Regions from separate parts of the Homo sapiens genome. Here region 1 is linked to region 2. A link is a loop called in an ENCODE intact Hi-C map of the cell type or tissue named here. Cell type or tissue: ascending aorta. All regions are shown on one strand. Links, peaks and the distances in the headings refer to the core of each region. The heading gives the core; the rest is flanking DNA.

Evidence for each region. Peaks named below come from ENCODE experiments on the same cell type or tissue, not always from the same donor. Only the 100,000 strongest peaks of a DNase experiment are listed, where the experiment ranks them.
Region 1: it touches region 2 in a loop (2.9-fold over the local background); 4 of 110 quality-filtered maps call a loop at or near these places.

What each region holds. Positions count from the first base shown.
Region 1 is chr1:14,965,095-14,973,934 of GRCh38, reverse strand. All of the region lies in intron 2 of KAZN (kazrin, periplakin interacting protein), which reads right to left. Among named protein-coding and RNA genes, the nearest start is that of TMEM51-AS1, 180 kb to the left of the region's middle. RefSeq lists enhancers at 3,165-3,887, 5,075-5,979. In ascending aorta, for the core only: no CTCF peak of the experiment used is centred there; a DNase peak (open chromatin) is centred at 3,574; H3K4me3 peaks cover 782 bases; H3K27ac peaks cover 2,500 bases.
Region 2 is chr1:15,023,968-15,032,807 of GRCh38, reverse strand. All of the region lies in intron 2 of KAZN (kazrin, periplakin interacting protein), which reads right to left. Among named protein-coding and RNA genes, the nearest start is that of TMEM51-AS1, 120 kb to the left of the region's middle. In ascending aorta, for the core only: a CTCF peak has its summit at 5,132 (motif pointing right); DNase peaks (open chromatin) are centred at 4,517 and 5,107; H3K27ac peaks cover 709 bases.

The DNA.
Region 1 (8,840 bases), core at 2,037-4,536, 57 kb after region 2:
CACAAGATCATGAGATGTAAGAAAAACGGTGGTTGCTTTATGCCACTAAGATTTACAGGCAGTGTGTTACACAGCAGTAGTAACCGGTGCACCCTTCTAGAATGTAATCTCCACAAGAAATGGATCTTTGTCAATTCTGCTGTGGGATATGATGAGGTTTCTCTTCAAATAATCTGATCAATCTTTTATTCTTTAATTCATTGTACCACCCCCCTTTTCTTCTCCTTTTTTCCTCCTTGCCTTTGTTAAATGCCCAGGCATGCCACAGTACCAAGCGTTATCAGTACCAGCTCACATTCCTTTCCTTATTTGGAAAGAGGACTAACTTTCTAGCTCATTACAGACACCCCTTCCCCTTCCTCTCCACTTTCTTTTACATGCCCACCCTATCTAAAAAAAAATCAAATGTTCAGTCAACTGGGATTAGTTTAGATTGTATGACCCCGGCCAGTGGGGAAAGGGTACAGGGGCAGGACTTGCATCAGGAATAAAGGCTCTCGTGCCCCTTTGTTCAGGTGTGCTCTCATGGCAACTGGCCAAGGAGGTACCCCTCTGCGCAGAAGTACAATTGCTTTGCTAAGAATCCTTTGTTTGAGTGTTCAGTTTCCTTAGGATTTTGAGCGTTATTCCTAACATGCTCACAGATAAACCCCAAGTGCCCAGAATAATGTCTGGCAAACAGTAGGACTTCAACAAGTATCTGCTGAATGAATGAGTGGGATTCTAGTAATATTTTAGTAACATTAAAACGATGTCTATTGATGGAAAACTAGCACCGGTGCAGCATTGATGGATCTGTGTCAGACACAGAGCTTCAAATCCAAATGCTGAGACTCGCATGCTGTACGATCTTGGAGCCTCAGTTTCCCCAACTGTAAAGGCAGGGTGACCCCATCTATGTCATGGGGTTGTTCTGGGGATAATGTGAAGAGAAGGCATATGGCATGCTCAGGATAGGGCCGGCTCTCGGAGGTGCTCGATACGTTTTGCTAAATCTGAGTGAAACTGCAGTCCCTGTTCCCCACACCCCCTCTCCTGTGTTGCATTCAATACCCCAAAGCCCTGCTACCTCCTTTGCTGACTGACCACGAGCAGGGGCTACTCTACAAAAAGAGCTCACGGCCAGGCACAGCGGCTCCCGCCTGTAATCCCAGCACTTTGGGAGGCCACAGTGGGCGAATCACTTGAGGTCAGGAGTTCGAGACCAGCCTGGCCAACATGGTGAAACCCCGTCTCTACTAAAAATACAAAAATTAGCCGGGCGTGGTGGCAGGTGCCTGTAATCCCAGCTACTCAGGAGGCTGAGGTAGGAGAATCGCCGGAACTCGGGAGGCAGGGTTGCAGTGAGCTGAGATTGTGCCATTGCACTCTAGCCTAGGCGACAAGAGTGAGACTCCAACTCAAAAAAAAAAAAAAAAGTTCCCAGTCTGAGGTCAGCAGCGCATTCCCCTGGGAGCCAAGCAGGGGTGAGGTGAATCAGGGTCAAGGCCTGTGTCAGACTTGATCCTGTGTCCACAGCCGCCTTGGACCTGTGCTCAACTGAGCCAAGCTCAGGCACCGCAGAGCAAGAGTGCCCTGCACTGCCTCTGAGGCCAACTCTGAAGATGACCCTCCCCTGCTCACACCAAAGGTCTTCTCCTGGGATGGAGGCCAGCGTGGCTTTCGTTTTCTTGCCACACTTTCAAGGTCATGTCCTGACCCTGTCATGGCCAGGTAGGCATGAAGACCTGCACAGTGATGGAGGCCATGCTCCAAGCAAAATTTAATGGGGTCTTGGGCAAGGTCTTCTGAAAGGCATTTGGAGAGCCTGGCTTGACGCACACCGAGTCCTGTCCTCATTCTGCAGAATCCATCTCTGACCTTTCCTGGGAAGGGGCCAGGGAGGGGTGGATTAATTAAAAGCTGAGGATCAGCGTGTGCAGCCTCTGCCCCTACCGTAAAGACAGCCTCTGCTGCAGCCGAGACCACTGGCATTTCCGGGGGCTGGAGCATGCTCAATGCCCTGCAGGGGAAGGAGGACGAGACTGGGAGGAGGTGGGAAGAAAAACTTCTGTCTGGTGTGGCCAAGAGAGCAACCTTGCAGCCTTTCTTCCCGGGGACCATTTTCAGAGCGAAGACGGAGAATGCATTAAAACTCCTGGTGCCGAATGGTGTGAACCCGGGAGGCGGAGCTTGCAGTGAGCAGAGATCGCGCCACTGCATTCCAGCCTGGGCAACAGAGCGAGAGTCCGTCTCAAAAAAAAAAAAAAAAAAGAAAAAGAAAAAAAAAAAAACAACTCCTGGTGCCTCCAGGGAAGGGGGCCTCTGAAAGACACCCACTTCCAGATCCTCTCCTCTTTCTCCTCTCTTCCCTATTTCACTCTTTTCCTCTTTTCTGCTGTGATCACCCCTGAGAACCTCAGAATCAAAGAAGTACCTGCCAAATATCTATGAAGAAAATCAGTTTGGAAAACAGACTCATTAGGGATCAAGCTTTGGCTCCAAAACCTACTAGCTAGAAGGCCGTAGAAGATTTTCTTTTTCTTTTCTTTTTTTGTTTGAGACAGTCTCGCTCTGTCGCCCAGGCTGGCGTGCCGCGGCGCAATCTCAGCCCACCGCAACCTCTGCCTCCCGGATTCAAGCAATTCTCCTGCCTCAGCCTCCTGAGTAGCTGGGATTACAGGCACGCGCCACCATGCCTGGCTAATTTTCGTATTTTTAGTAAGGACAGTGTTTCACCATGTTGGTCAGGCTGGTCTCAAACTCCTGACCTCATGATTCGCCCGCCTTGGCCTCTCAAAGTGATGGTATTACAAAAGCATGAGCCATTGCATCCGGCCAGAAGAATTTCTTAACCTCTCTCATCCCCATTTTATAGATGGGGAAACTGAGGCTAACACTACCCATCGAACATGGGTTGTTGGGAGGACTGATGACTCACGCAGGCAAAGGAATGAAGAGAGTGCCTGGCAAATTCCAAGTGCTAAATACATGCTAGCCGAAATGATTATCACTCCAAAGTGATGCAGTGTGTGTTCACACCTCAGTCTTCCCAACTACAAAATGGGCTTAATCTCCCCTCCCCAGAACACAGAAGAGTTGAGCTCTGGTAAATGTTTCCAAAACAAGTATCAGATGGGCGTGGGTGAGTGCTAGAGGGTGTCTGTGCATTTGCAAACAGACCAGCCTTTCCGTTGTTCTCAGGATAAATGGAAGACTTCCATAATTAGAACCTTAAGACATCACGGAATCTACTAAGAAGCTGATCCAAGTGTTGAAGCAGACGCCGGAAAGGGCACATGTTAGGGAGGCTGTGTGGGGGACAGGGACGCCTGGGGGAAGGCGCCGTCCTGGCTGCCTGTGCAACTCACAGAGGGTCAAGGACTCAGTGCTAAAAACCCCAGATGAGGACGAGAACATCAGTTCCTCGGGTGCAAAAAAAATTACTGCATAAAAAGCAAAGGGGACAAAGTTTGTTGCAAATGTGTAGACTGTCAGTCACCAGAACCCCAGACTTCAGGGCAGGTTCTGGAAACAATTCTATTTAAAAGGATCTCTGTGTTGGACTGTGAGTCACGGGGTTGCCAAGGAGCCTGGCCTTGCAGAGCCCCGCCCACGTGATACAGGGCTTGGTCAGGTGACTTGCTTTGGCCAATGAGATATCAGCAAGCACGACACAAGAGATGGTTTTAAGGCTCTTGTGCAAGGTAATTGAAGGATCTTAACGGGGAAACTGGGTATACAGCAACGCTCCGTACTATCTTAGAAACTTTTCTGTAAACCTCAAACTACTCTCAAATTAAATGATGATGATTATTAATTATTTTTAAAAAGTGCTTGTGGGCCAGGCACCATGGCTCATGCCTATAATCCCAGCACTTTGGGAGGCCGAGGCAGGTGAATCACTTGAAGTCAGGAGTTCAAGACCAGCCTGGCCAACACGGTGAAACCCCAGCTCTACTAAAAATGCAAAAATCAGCTGGGCGTGGTGGCGGGCGCCTGTAATCCCAGCTACTCAGGAGGCTGAGGCAGGAGAATCGCTTGAACCCAGGAGGTAGAGGTTGCAGTGAGCCAAGATCATGCCACTGCACTCCAGCCTGGGCGACAGAGTAAGACTCTGTCCCCCCACGAAAAATAATATAAAATAAAATAAAAAGTACTTGTGCATTAGGGCATGGGTTCTTTTTAGGAATCCAGCTGCCCTCTGAAGCAGCCAGGGTGAGGGTGCTGAAAGCAGGTCCAGTGGCAACTATAACAGAACAACAACAGAGCCTGGGCAATTCTTCCACCTGACCATCAATTATTATCAACTGGATCAAAATGTGGAGTCTAAGAAGCCTTTAAGGGGGATCTGTTAACAATATTTAAAAGCAGCCGGTAGTATGTAAGGAAGACATTCTGTCTGTAGAGTTAAACTTTGTGGAAGCTTCCAGTGAGTTCCGAGATTTACCAGCAAAGAGTCTTCTACGTCAGGGCTGTGGGACCGAGGGGCTGGCTCAGGGTGGGCCCCCTGCAGCAGCCCCGAGAGCCACCAGGCTAAAGAAACAGCAGTAGCTTCAAGCGTATGAATTTACTAAAGAGGAACATACACATTCAACCCCAGGTGATGAACTGCATAGAAGATGAACACGTCTTTGATGGAGGGAATGAGACTAAGAATGGAGTGCGGATGTGGGAAGGGACACAGGAAACATCAAGTAGCTTTTCAAACCCACACAGTGCTGTGGTGACAAGGATGTGTGTCTAAGAAAGCAAGTGGGCATGGCCGCCCCAGCACAGATGACACATCGTTCTATTCAACAGCCTCTCAGGCCACCTACTACCCCACTGTCTGCAGGCCTGGTGACATCTGCAAAGGCAGCCAGGGCATGGCTGCACCTGCTGGGAGCTTTAGTCTTCCAGCCCCACCGACCCCGCTGGACTTAAGACAGTCTCTGCAGCCTAGAACTCCTTGAAGCAGGAATGCCTATGGGATAGACTCTCATCTACAGGCCTGGTTGGCCACTTGGAAAAATAGGATTCAAGTAAGGTACACTGAGTGTGTCGTAGGTTTCAGGCATGTCCCTAGACTCTGAGCAGGGCCTGGAATGCTCTGAACCACAGGCATCGGCACAAGCTTTGGGGTAGGGAAGCTTTCAGGGAACATTTGGTGAATGAGCAAATTAAATAATAAAGTTGTGTTTCTTTCAGTGTAAGGCAGGTGACTCACTCTGTGGCAGGGAAAAGGCTCCCACAGGCCTTAGTCCTTCCAGTAAGGAGAGGAAACTCCGGATCCTTTCTTCTGCTCCATGCTCAGTCAGTGCTAGCTAACTCCACCCGCCCCGTGCTGGCTGCTGTGCCCTGCAGGCGTTTCTAAAGGAAACAGATGACCCTCACGTGTCCTAAGCCCTGAGAGAGGGCAGTGTTTAGGGCTGCCAAGTCCAGGGAAAGAGAGGGCCTGGTTCGTTTCCCATTCTTGTTGTAACAAAGTGACACAATGCAGTGGCTTCACACGGGGTCCCCAAGCCCCAGGCCATGGACTGGTACTGGTCCCTGGCCTCTTAGGAAGCAGGCTGCACAGCAGGAGGTGAGGGGCGAGCGAGCGAAGTTTCATCTGTATTTACAGCTGCTCCCCATCACTCACATTACCGCCGGAGCTCCACCTCCTGTCTGATCAGCAGCGATGGCATTAGACTCTCATAGGAGCACGAACCCTCTTGTGAACTGCGCATGTGAGGGATCCAGGTTGCGTGCTCCTTATTAGAATCTAATGCCTGATGATCTGTCACTGTCTCCCGTCACCCCTAGATGGGACCATCTAGTTGCAGGAAAACAAGCTCAGGTCTCCCACTGATTCTACATTAGGGTGAATTGTATAATTATTTCACTATATATTACAATGTAATAATAATAGAAATTTAGTGCACAAGAAATGTAGTGCATGTAATGCCCTGGAATCATCCCAAAACCATCCCCCAACCCCGGACACCTGGTCCGTGGAAAAACTGTCTTCCATGAAACCGGTCCCTGGTGCCTAAAAGGTTGGGGACTGCTGGCCTAACATAATACAAATTAATTTAATACAAATGAATGTTCTTATAGTAGTTCTGGAGGTCAAAGGTCTAAAATGGGTGTTACCGGGCTAAAACCCTGGTGTTGGCAGGACTGCCTTTCTTCTGGAGGCTCTGGGGAAAGCCTGTTTCCTTGTCTTTCCCAGCTTCTAGAGGTCGCCTGCACTCCTTGGCTTGCAGCCCCTTCCTGTGTCTTCAAAGCCAGCAACGGTGTGTCAAGGCCCCACATTGAATCCCTCTGGCCTCTGCTCCTCCGGTCACATCTCCTCTGACTCTCTCTTGTGCCTCCCCTTCTACTTTCAAGGGCCCTTGTGATCCACTGGGCCCACCGGAGACTCATCCCAGGGATATCCGATTGGCAAGCTTCGTTCCCCTTTGCCGTGTGACCTAACTCATTCACAAGTCCCAGGAATTAGGCTGGGGACATCTTTGGGAGAGGGGGACATCATTATTCTGCCAAAAACAGGCCCTGAGCCCATCGGACAGGGAAGCTGGTCCAGAAAGCTGCCTAGAGGATGCGGAGACTGAACCTGAAGCAGGCGGAAGAGTGACCATCTGGAGGCTGGGGGAGAGTAAAGTACAAATGCAGAGACCTTGAGGGGACAGAAGGGAGGTGATACCATAGGCACATCCAGGAGCCACACAGATGTAACCACACCACCATGTGCCAGAAGGACAGTGACCAGGCTGCAAAGGGAGGGAGAGGGAGGGAAACGAAAATGGGGACATCCTAAAACACCACACTTCACATAGTGACTCCTGCTGAAAAGCTCCAAGGTCCCTGAGCTTCTGGTGTGACCCTCGAGTTCACCGTGACCATCGCCCATCATCTGCCTGCATCAAAGCCTCAACATCAGGTGTCCCTTCCCACCTCCATGTGCAGACTAGTCTTCTAGCCTTTGTTCAAGCCATTTTCCGCCAGTAATACATATGCGGGGGCCGGGTGCAGTGGCTCATGCCTGTAATCCCAGCACTTTGGGAGGCTGAGTCGGGTGATCACCTGAGGTCAGGGGTTCAAGACCAGCCTGGCCAACATGGTGAAACCCAGTCCTATTAAAAATACAAAATTAGCTGGGTGTGGTGGCACATGCCTGTAGTCCCAGCTACTCGCAGGGCTGAGACAGGAGAATCGTCTGAACCCAGGAGACGGAGGTTGCAGTGAGCTGAGATGGCGCCACTGTACTCCAGTCTGGGTGAGACAGAGCAAGACTCTATCTCAAAAGAAAAAAAAACGTGGGTAAAATACCCATTTCAAAGTGCAAATTAGACCAGTGGATTTTAACGTAGCAGAGTACAAAGGATTAGGTTTCAGATGCGCACTGCAACAAACCTTCAAGAAACTACCACTGAATTTCAGCATGGTATCAAAGAACACCCACAATTATCTAACAAGGCAATTAATATAATCCTTCCTTCTCCAACTATTAATACAAAACTGCGTACGCCAGATTTTCAACCAAAACAACAATCACACTAGACAGACGGAGCAGAGATGAGAATTCAGCACTCTGCTATGAAGCCAGACACCAGTGAGTTTTACAAAAATGTTTAAAAAATAATGCTGCTCTTCTCACTCGAATCTGTTTGGGAAAATACAGCTACTTCTCATTAAAACATAACTATATTGGTGGGGCAAGGTGTCTCACGCCTGTAATCCCAGCACTTTGGGAGGCCGAGGCAGGCAGATTGCTTAAGGTCAAGAGTTCCAGACCAGCCTGGGCAACACGGTGAAATCCTGTCTCTGCTAAAAATACAAAAATTAGCTGGGCATGGTGGCGCGTGCCTGTAATCCCAGCTACTTGGGAGGCTGAGGCACGAGAATCACTTGAACCCAGGAGGCGGAGGTTGCAGTGAGCCGAGGTCACGCCCCTGCACTCAAGCCTGGGTGACACAGTGAAACTATCTCAAAAAAAAAAAAAAAAAGAAAAGGAAAGGAAAGAAAAAGATAACTGTACTTATGTTAACATATAATGCATTTATTATGATGATTTTAAAATAAATTACTAAAGATTTACATATTTTTTCTAGTTTTAATTTTGAAAACATTAATACTAATAGATCTAAACCATATGAGCAAAAGCCCTTTGGGGTCTTCAGTTTTGTAAAGATATAAAGTGGTCCTCAGGCCAAAGAGCTTAAGAAATGCTGTCTTATGAAAATAAACAGATTTACATACACAGATCTTTAAGACAGTGTTATATAATGGCAAACAAACAAACAAAAGACAGAGAGAGAAAAAAAGTGGAAACAACTTAAGTGTCTAATAATAGGGAAACGGCTAAATAAATTATGGTATCTCCATTTGGCAGAACATTATGTAGTCATTAAAAATTATGTTTTCAAAGAGTATTTATTGTTGTGGGAACACGCTCAAAACACCTGACATGCTGTTAAGAGATTTAAAAAGGAATGAAGCAAATTTTCACTATCATTGTTTCTGTGCTGCCTTGATTCGCGGAGAAATCATGAAATTGAGGAGGCCTGAGGAAATCAACAGACACCCCAAAGGGGTCCCCCAGGCTACACGCTTACCACATGTGCTGGGCAGGGCTCATGCAGTTTATACATAAGATGATACCATTGATGAGCTGGGCTTGGTGGCTCATGCTTGTAATCTCAGCACTTTGGAAAGCCGACCCGGGCAGACTGCTTGAGCCCAGGAGTTCCAGACCAGCCTGAGCAACATGGCAAGCCTCCGTCTCTACAAAAAAATACAAAAATTAGCCGGGCATGGTGGTGTGTGCCTGTAGTTCCAGCTTCTCTGGAGGCTCATTTGAGCCCGGGAGGCAGAGGTTGCAGTGAGCTGAGATT
Region 2 (8,840 bases), core at 4,094-6,593:
CAGGCTAATTTTTGTATTTTTAGTAGAGATGGGGTTTCACCATGTTGGCCAGGCTGGTCTCGAACTCCTGATCTCAAGTCATCTGCCTGCCTCAGCTTCTCAAAGTGCTGGGATTACAGGCATGAGCCACAGTGCCTGGTCCCTGACTATTTTTGATCCACAGTTCATTGAATTCATAGATGTGAAACCCATGGATAAAGAGGCCAACTGTACTGATATTTGCAACAACATGGATGAACCTTGAAAACATGCTAAGGGAAAAGGCCAGCCACTAAAGGCCATATATTATGTGATTCAATTTATATGAAATGTCCACAGCTGGGCGCGGTGGCTCATGCCTGTAATTCCAGCACTTTGGGAGGCTGAGGCGGGCAGATCACAAGGTCAGGAGATCGAGACCATCCTGGCTAACATGGTGAAACCCCGAATCTACTAAAAATACAAAAAGTTAGCCGGGCGTAGTGGCAGGTGCCTGTAGTCCCAGCTACTCGGGAGGCTGAGGCAGGAGAATGGCGTGAACCTGGGAGGCAGAGCTTGCAGTGAGCCAAGATCGCGCCACTGCACTCCAGCCTGGGCAACAAAGCAAGATTCTGTCTCAAAAAAAAAAAAAAAAGAAAAAAAAAAAAAGAAATGTCCACAATGGGAAAATCTATAGAGACAGAAAGGAGATAAGCGTCTGCCTCGGGCTGGGTGTGGGGGTGGATCGGGGAGGGAGGGGTGGTAGCTAAGAGTATGGGATTTTTTTTGAGGTGGTAAAAATGTTCAAACATTGGTTATTGTGATGGATACATAACTCTGTGAACATACTAAAAACCACTGAATTGGACACTTAAAATGGGTGAACTGCATGGTATGTGAATTACATGTCAATAAAGCTGTTAAGAAAGCAAAACAAAATAAGGCTGGGCGCCTTGGCTCATGCTTGTAATCCTAGCACCTTGGGATCTTCCAGGAGGATTGCTTGAGTCCAGGAGCTCGAGACTAGCCTGGACGACATGGTGAGACCTCATCTTTACAAAAAATAATAATTAAAACAATACGCTGATTGTGGTGGTGCATGCCTGTGGTCCCAGCTACTTGGTAGGCTGAGGTGGGATGATTGCTTGAGCACAGGAGGTTGAGGCTGCAGTGAGTCATGTTCATGCCACTGCACCCCAGCCTGGGTGACAGAGCAAGATCCAGTCTCTAAAACCAAACCAAAGCAAACCAACACAACACAACACAACACAACACAACACAACACAACACAACACACCCTGAGTAGCTGCCTGGAAGCAGCATGACTTCTGTCCCCTCCAGACTCTCCTTCCCCACAGCGCTGGCTCCTTGGTGCACGGAACAGACTCAGGGCAGCCTCTGACTGCAGGGTGGGCTCCACGGCCTTTGCCCAGACCCCTAGCACTCCGTCCTTTTCCTGGAGAGAATACCAAGGAGGGGTTTCTGAGGCTAACCCCTCTCCACAGCCTCCTTGTGTCTGGAGTTGTGGAGGTGGTGGTGGGGGTTAGGGAGGCAAAGCAACTCTATGACTCTGGAAACTTCCAGCCTGACAAGGCCAGAGTGGTCATTTGTTTAAAATCACGCAGCCATGTCTGACCCCAAAGTCGACACCCGACCCTATGTTCTGCTGCCTCCACATTGAAGCTCCCTAAACCTGGAGGGTCCCCAGCCCCAAGGCTAGCTGAGGGCAGAATATGGGATGGCAATGACTGTGCCATCCCATCTTGTCCTGAACGTCCAATCCTGCAGACTCAGCCTGTGTACATGAGAGAGCTGGAGACACCAGGTATGGCCTAAGGACTGAGGGATCTGAGCTCCTGGCCCAGTGTCCAACATAAGCTCCCCAGGTGGAAGGCAGGCCAGCTGGGCCATGTCACCACGGGGAGGAGGCCCACGCAGTGGGGACCCCAGGTCTCAGGCAGCTGTTTAAATTCCAGCTTTGAGCTTCCTGGCTCCCACAGCTGGATCTGTCCTCTCCTGCCTGGCTTGGCTGAGCAGCAGCTTAGGTCACCAGGGCCGGAATTCCAGGCCTGCTGGGCTGGAACCTTAAAGGGCTGGGATGGTAGAGTCCATGGAAAGAGGACTCTTCTGCTTCACTCCTGCCAGGCAGCGGGTGGGCCCTGCAGGCCTCAGGCAGTGGGTGGGAGGCCCCGGCACAGCTAGGCTAGTTTTGTGCCCTGCCCCCTAACATGATGCGACCACATTGCTGGTGAACCTCATATTAAGATGACCCAACATCTAAAGATGTATGACCAGGCGCGGTGGCTCAGGCCTGTAATCCCAGCACTTTGAGAGGCGAGCGGAGCACTCGAGGTCAGGAGTTCGAGACCAGCCTGGCCAACATGTGAAACCCCGTCTCTACTAAAAATACAAAAATTAGCCGGGCGTGGTGGCGTGTGCCTGTAGTCTCAGCTACTCCAGAGGCTGAGGCACAAGAATCGCTTGAACCCTGGAGGCAGAGGTTGCAGCGAGCCGAGATTGCACCACTGTACTCCCACCTGGGAGACAGAGTGAGACTCTGTCTCAAAAAATAAAGTAATACATAAAAATCAAAATAAAAATAAAGATGCATCCCGGTCAGAAGGCTCCTTAAGGAAGAGCCGGGGCCCCGCTGTCGCTGATGAATGGGAAATTTCCATTTGCACATGCGCATGGGATCCTGGCCGCCCTCCTAGGAGAGGCAGGTGCATGGGTGAGTATTTTTATCATCCCATCTCACAGAGGGGGAAACGAAGACCACACAGCTGGTTAATGGCACAGCTGGGGTGGAATGGGTACCTGACTCAGTTTCAGGCTGGTTTCATGCTGGCGGGCTGGAGAGTAGCAGGAGAGCACTGCTGAGCTTGGGGAGTGGCTCCTGGAGGGCAGGGGCGCTGACCCCAGCCATGCTATCACTGTGGCTTCCTGGAGCCTCACTGGGCCCTCCTGCTCCGGTGGAAAGAAGCTGCTACTCAGCAGGTCGCATGGGCTCCCTGGGGGATTTACACCGCTGCCCTCTGGTTGGCAGGGAAATCATGCCTCTGCTTTCTGGTTGGAAATGAATGACCCCTGCCCGCCTAGGCTCTGAATTGCCTCCTACATTACCCACATCTCCATGAGAACCAAACTCCAGACTCTGCTCTTGGCAGTTGGAGACCTTGGGAGGGGAACCCCCCCAGCACCTCAACATGGCATTCCCAGGCCTTTCCTCTCACAAATGGCCTTTGTGGGGGTGCAGTGCAGCCTCTTGTGGCTTCTGTGGGTCTCCCTGCTGCTCCATCCTTGTTATCATTTATCCGGCAGTCCAAGGGGTGTGTGTACGTGTGCCTGGCTTTGCGTGTGCAACGTGTGGGCTGCCTCCATGGTGGGGTGCAGGCTATGCCTCCTGCATCTAACCTGGGGCTCTCTGAGAGCAAGAGCTGAGCCTGTGCCTTTAGATTATTCGCTTCTGCCTAAGAGGGGACCTGCGGCTCTCCCCAAATAGTTCAATTAAGCACCTACTGTACGCCAGGCTTGCTGCTGTGAGGACAGGAGTGAGCCAGACGTGGTTCCTGCCTTGTGGGAGGCTGACGCTCTCATAGAGGAGACAAACTCACACCTATGGCTGGCACTGGCACCATCCACCCTCCTCCTCACCATGATGCTCCAATTCTGTTTGGTGGGGAATGTGTCCACCTAAAATGTTCAATTTCCCAAGCTCCCTTGCAGCTACAAGCGGCAGGTGTCACAGTTCTGGCCATTAAGATGCACACAGATGCCCACTGGGAAATCTAGTTTTCTTTATAAGCCCTTTTTTGAGCACAAGGATGGAAGATATGAGCTAAGAATGGGGAGGAGAAAGAAAAACAGAAGAGGCCAGGGTCCCCGATGGTACCACCCAGCCGGGGATGCCTTACAGCAGGAGAATAACAAACCCCAATATTTTGGGGGTTTATTGTTACATGCAGCCCAGCACATTCCTAACAGACACACCAGGGCAGGCTGTGAGTCATGCTGCTACCCTCTCCCATGAGGCTTCACTTCATGGTTCTTTTCCACGGGCGCTCCTCGCTCTGCCCACCTCTGGGCTGGACTCTGCCAGGCTAATGACCAAGACAACACAAAAACTGAATCTTTAGGAATGAATGCCAGGTGAAGAACAACTACAAATAACACAAAGGTGCCACAAGTTCTGTCGTGTACACAAGGAGGCGACATCCAGTTTGCACATGGCAGGTGCTGCAACTCTACACAAACAAGGAGGCTGGTGCGATGGGCCCCCAAGAAATAATTTAAAATCTACACACAGCTATGAAAATGATGCAATGGAACTCTTCCTTTCTTCCTCATAGCTCTGCTTTTTTCTCTCCTTCAAAACCTGTTCCCTAAATGCTCCTAATGCAAGATGAGCTGCCAGCCTGCAAGGCATGGCTGTGTTTCTCTGGGACTGGCCTCCTGACTCAGCTCCTAGCTCCCCAGCGCTCTGCATGACTTCCCAATCATCTGGCCTCACCCACGCGGGTCCTATTCCAGCAGCCAAGCCACTGGAACCACTGCCATGGTGACTGGTGATGTCACGCCCAGCAGGCCCTGCAGGATCATGGAATGAGACCAGCCCGCTCCTGGGAATGTGGGGACTCTGGAGGTGGGAGGGAGGGTGTGTGGGAGGCACTTATTTTTCCAACTCAGAGGTGGCCACATGCATGCCTGAGACCAGGGTGTAACCAGGGGCCCAGCTGTGGCCCCACGATGATGGCACGTCTCTGAGCTGGGCCCTCCCAGGCGAAAGACCGAGACAACACAAAAGCTGAATCTTTAGGAATGAATGCCCAGTGGAGACAAACTAAAAACGACACAAAGGAGCCTCTGGGCTCTGTCGGGTACACAATGAGGTGACATTCAGTTTGTCCTCAAGCTCCCACCACAGACCTTTCTTCCTTCTCTGGCTTCGGATGCCACAGCCCCTAACCCAGATGTGGGACAGGACGGAGCGAGACTCCGTCTCAAACAAACAAACAAACAAACAACCACTGTGGGCCCAATCCTGGATGTCGCAAGGTCAGGAGCTCTTGTAAAAATTTCCAGCCTGGGTGTACCCTGGACAAACATGCGCTCAGAGGTGAGGAGGGAGGAATCGGTCCACGTCAGACGATCCCAGCTGCTGCCAGCAGGGGGCCCCCCTTTCTTTTCCATGCAATGTTCCTGACCCATGGAACCTTCAGGAACTACATTCTGCGAAATGAGGGGTGGGCAGGTAAGGGCCAGAAAGCCTGGCAAACCAATCTGGCAAACTTGAACTTCTAATAAACACCCATCAGAATGTGAGGCTCTCGGAGTTCTTCTAGCTCAGCTTCCCTTTACAGATGGGGAAACTGAGGCCCAGAGACGAGGCAAGAATGCCCAATGCACAGAGAGTCAGCTGAGGTCTCCCAACTCTTAGGCCAAGGCAGCTGAGTTAGAAGCACTGGCTTGGGGCCGGGAGCGGTGGCTCACGCCTGTCATCCCAGCATTTTGGGAGGCCGAGGCGGGCAGATAACGAGGTAAGGAGAACCAGACCATCCTGGCTAACATGGTGAAACCCCGTCTCTACTAAAATTACAAAAAATTAGCCGGGAGTGGTGCGGGCGCCTGTAGTCCCAGCTACTGGGGAGGCTGAGGCAGGAGAATGGCGTGAACCCGGGAGGCGGAGCTTGCAGTGAGCCGAGATCGCGCCACTGCACTCCAGCCTGGGCGACAGAGCGAGACTCTGTCTCAAAAAAAAAAAAAAAAAAAAAAAAAAAAAGAAGCACTGGCTTGGGAATCTGCCTAAGTTTGATTAAGCCTCAGTTTCCTCATCTGTAGACGGCAGCTGACAGTACAGTCAACCTTGGTATTGTGTGGCATTGGTTCCAGGAGCTCCCCCAAATACCAAAATCCACCGATGCTCAAGTCCCCGATGAAACATAGTATTTGCAAATTATCTACACACGTCCTCCCGTGTACTGTAAATCATCTCTAAATTACCTATAATACTTTATACAATGTAGATGCTATGTAAGTAGTTGTTACACTGCATTGTTTAGAGAAAAATGATAAGAAATATGTCTTGTGCATATTCAGTACAGGCACAACTATCCATTTTTTTTTTTTCCAAATTATTTTCGATCCTTGGTTGGTTGAATTCATCGATGTGGAACCCATGGATCCAGAGGGCTGAATCATTTCTGCCATAGGGACAAGCTATCTGGTCTTGAGTGACTGTGGGGTGCTGACCTTGAGCATTTTGGGAGACGAGAACCTCAGAAAGACACAGCTTCAGAGTTGGGGGTGGGGGTCCCAGGTTCTGGTGCTGCTTTTTTCCCCCGCTCTAAGCCTCGGTTTTCCCCCAGCATAATGAGGGTGTTGGAGTCTGTGAGCTTCCTTTTAGCTTCTGAAATCCCAACAGACCTCACCTTTGTCACTTGCTCCTTAGCAGCTGCGGGGCCTGAGACCCCACATGCAACTTCTCTGAGCTTCCCTATCCCCAGCTGTTAAGCTGTGCATGATCGTCTCCACCTGGCAAGGCTCTATGTGACAGGACCCAGGACAGAGCTCAGCTGCATACAGCAGGTGCTCAGTGTTAACCTCTCTTCCTATCTTCCAGCTCCCCGTGGCTCCCAGGCCTGAGCTCAGGCTCTAGGAGGCCCCAGAAAATACAGGCTGACTTGAGCAATAGGCAGGTTTCCAAGTAAAGAGCCCCGGGGAAGAGACCCAGGTCAGGGAGAAGGAAAGGGCCAGTCGAGGGCAGCAAGTTCAAGGCCACAAATTTATGGTCCTGGGATGGGCGGACAGCAGTTTATTTGTTTTTTTTTCCGTTTCAAAGATGAGTAAGGTGAGTTCGGAAGAGGTTAAAGTTTAACCTGCTTTATAAAGGTTAATCAGGTTCTCGTCACATCAGGTGGTGCTCAGGTCTTGAACTCCTGACCTCAAGTGATCCGCCCGCCTTGGCCTCCCAAAGTGCTGGGATTACAGGCCTGAGCCACTGCGCCCAGTCTGCTCCCCACAATGTTAATTTCCTTTATCTTCTCACCACGAGGTGAAGTGGGTTGACCGGCTCGCGCAGCCAACAAGTGGCTGACCTGGAACTTGATCCCAGAACTTTGTCGCTCAGGCCCATGATCTTTCCAGATGACCCATAGACTCTCTCTCCAAGTGCACCCTGGAAAGTTAGTCAGCATGACCCTTCCAACCTCCTGCCTGGGGCAGGAAAGGCAAATATCTGGAATAGCTTCTTATTTTCCAGTAACACGCCAGGGAAGACACGACTAATCAACTAGGCTCCCTAGGAAGCTGGGTTGATTAGGGATGTCTGCCATGGCACGGGAGGGAAACAGGGCAGGTTTGCCAGCTCTGCCCCTGACAGGGAGGCAGATGCCAGTAGTGCCTGATCAGGGCTGGCATGTTTGAGAACTATTCTGGTCAGCGCTGTGCCAATTACCAGCATACTCCATGGAACCAAGGGCAATTCTACTTAACCAAAAAAGTGAGAACCAATTTTCTCAACTGGTAGAAAATGAGTCTATTCACACCAGTGAGATGGTGGCAAAAAAACTCCAAACAGCATGCTTAAGGGTGAAAGAGCAGACTTTATTTCCCTCACCTGGGCCAAAGGTAAGTGAAGGATTAATGAGTTTACTTATTTTCATGTCCACTCCCAACCTGTGATATTAAGTTCCTGGAGGGCAGGGACCTGGTCTGTCCTGTTCACTGCTGTATCCTCCACAACGACAGCAGTGCCTGGCACATAGTAAGTGCTCAGGAAATAGTGACTTTCAAATGAATGACTGAATTAGGTGGACAGCCCCAGGGACAGCAGGATCCTGTGCCATGAGGGCAGAGGACATCTTGTTTTTCTTTGCCTGTCCCCTCTTGCCCTCCCTGGGAGGGACAGGCCATGCTGATTTCCCTGTGCCTCCTGACAGAACCCTGAGCATCAGTCCTGGTGATCTCGGAGCTGGCCACGGCATGGCTGAAGTTCTTATTAAGCTGCCTTGGGCTTGGTGAACTGTGTCCACATCCCAGCCAGGAATGAGAAGACTCAAGTGGACCAAAGTTTCTGCTAATCCAGAGTGCTCAAATTTTAAGGTGCCCAGGGCTGGGGAAAGACCCCAGACATTGTGCTTCCCACAGAGGTGAGACCCCAGGTCCAGGAGTGTGAGGGTCACTTCCCCTACCAGGCTCTCCCGCTATTAGCCTGGCTGCTGCTGTGCCTTCCCTCCGCTGGAAACTGAGGCCTCCCCTTTTCTACAAGAGGCTCCTCGGACCATCTGAGTTCTTTGCACTTGGCATGTGCCCTCTATTGAATTTTTCTCAGCATCATTGGAACATGCAATTCTCTCTCACATCTTTCACAGAAAACCTTCATTTGATCCCATGTCCCTCTCCAGCTCTCATTCCATTTCTCTTCTTCCTTTTGGAACAAAAATGTTCAAAAGGGTTGACCGTATCACCGTCTCCATTTCCTTCCCACCATCCTCTCTGGGACCGGCTCTGGCTTTTCCATGCCGGTCGCCAACGACCTCTGAGTGTGAATCCACATTCTCCATCTGATGAGCTCTGCCTCCAGCAGGCGATGCAGGTGATGACAAGTCTTCGCTTGACCTCCAGGGCCCGTGTTCCTGGTTTCCTCTCATTTCTGCCTGCTCCGTTTTGGACTCTGTTCCCTTCTGACCTCTGGGCATTGGTGGCTTCAGTCCAACCACAGGCTTCAGCCTGGACCTCATCCCTGAACTCCAGACCCAGAGCCCAGAGCATCCACACCTCTGCTTGAACCTCTAAAAGCAACTCAAACCTAACACATCCAAGATAGTCCCTGACCAGTCCCCAAGAATCTGCTCTTCTCAGTGCCCTCAAACTCAGTTCACAGT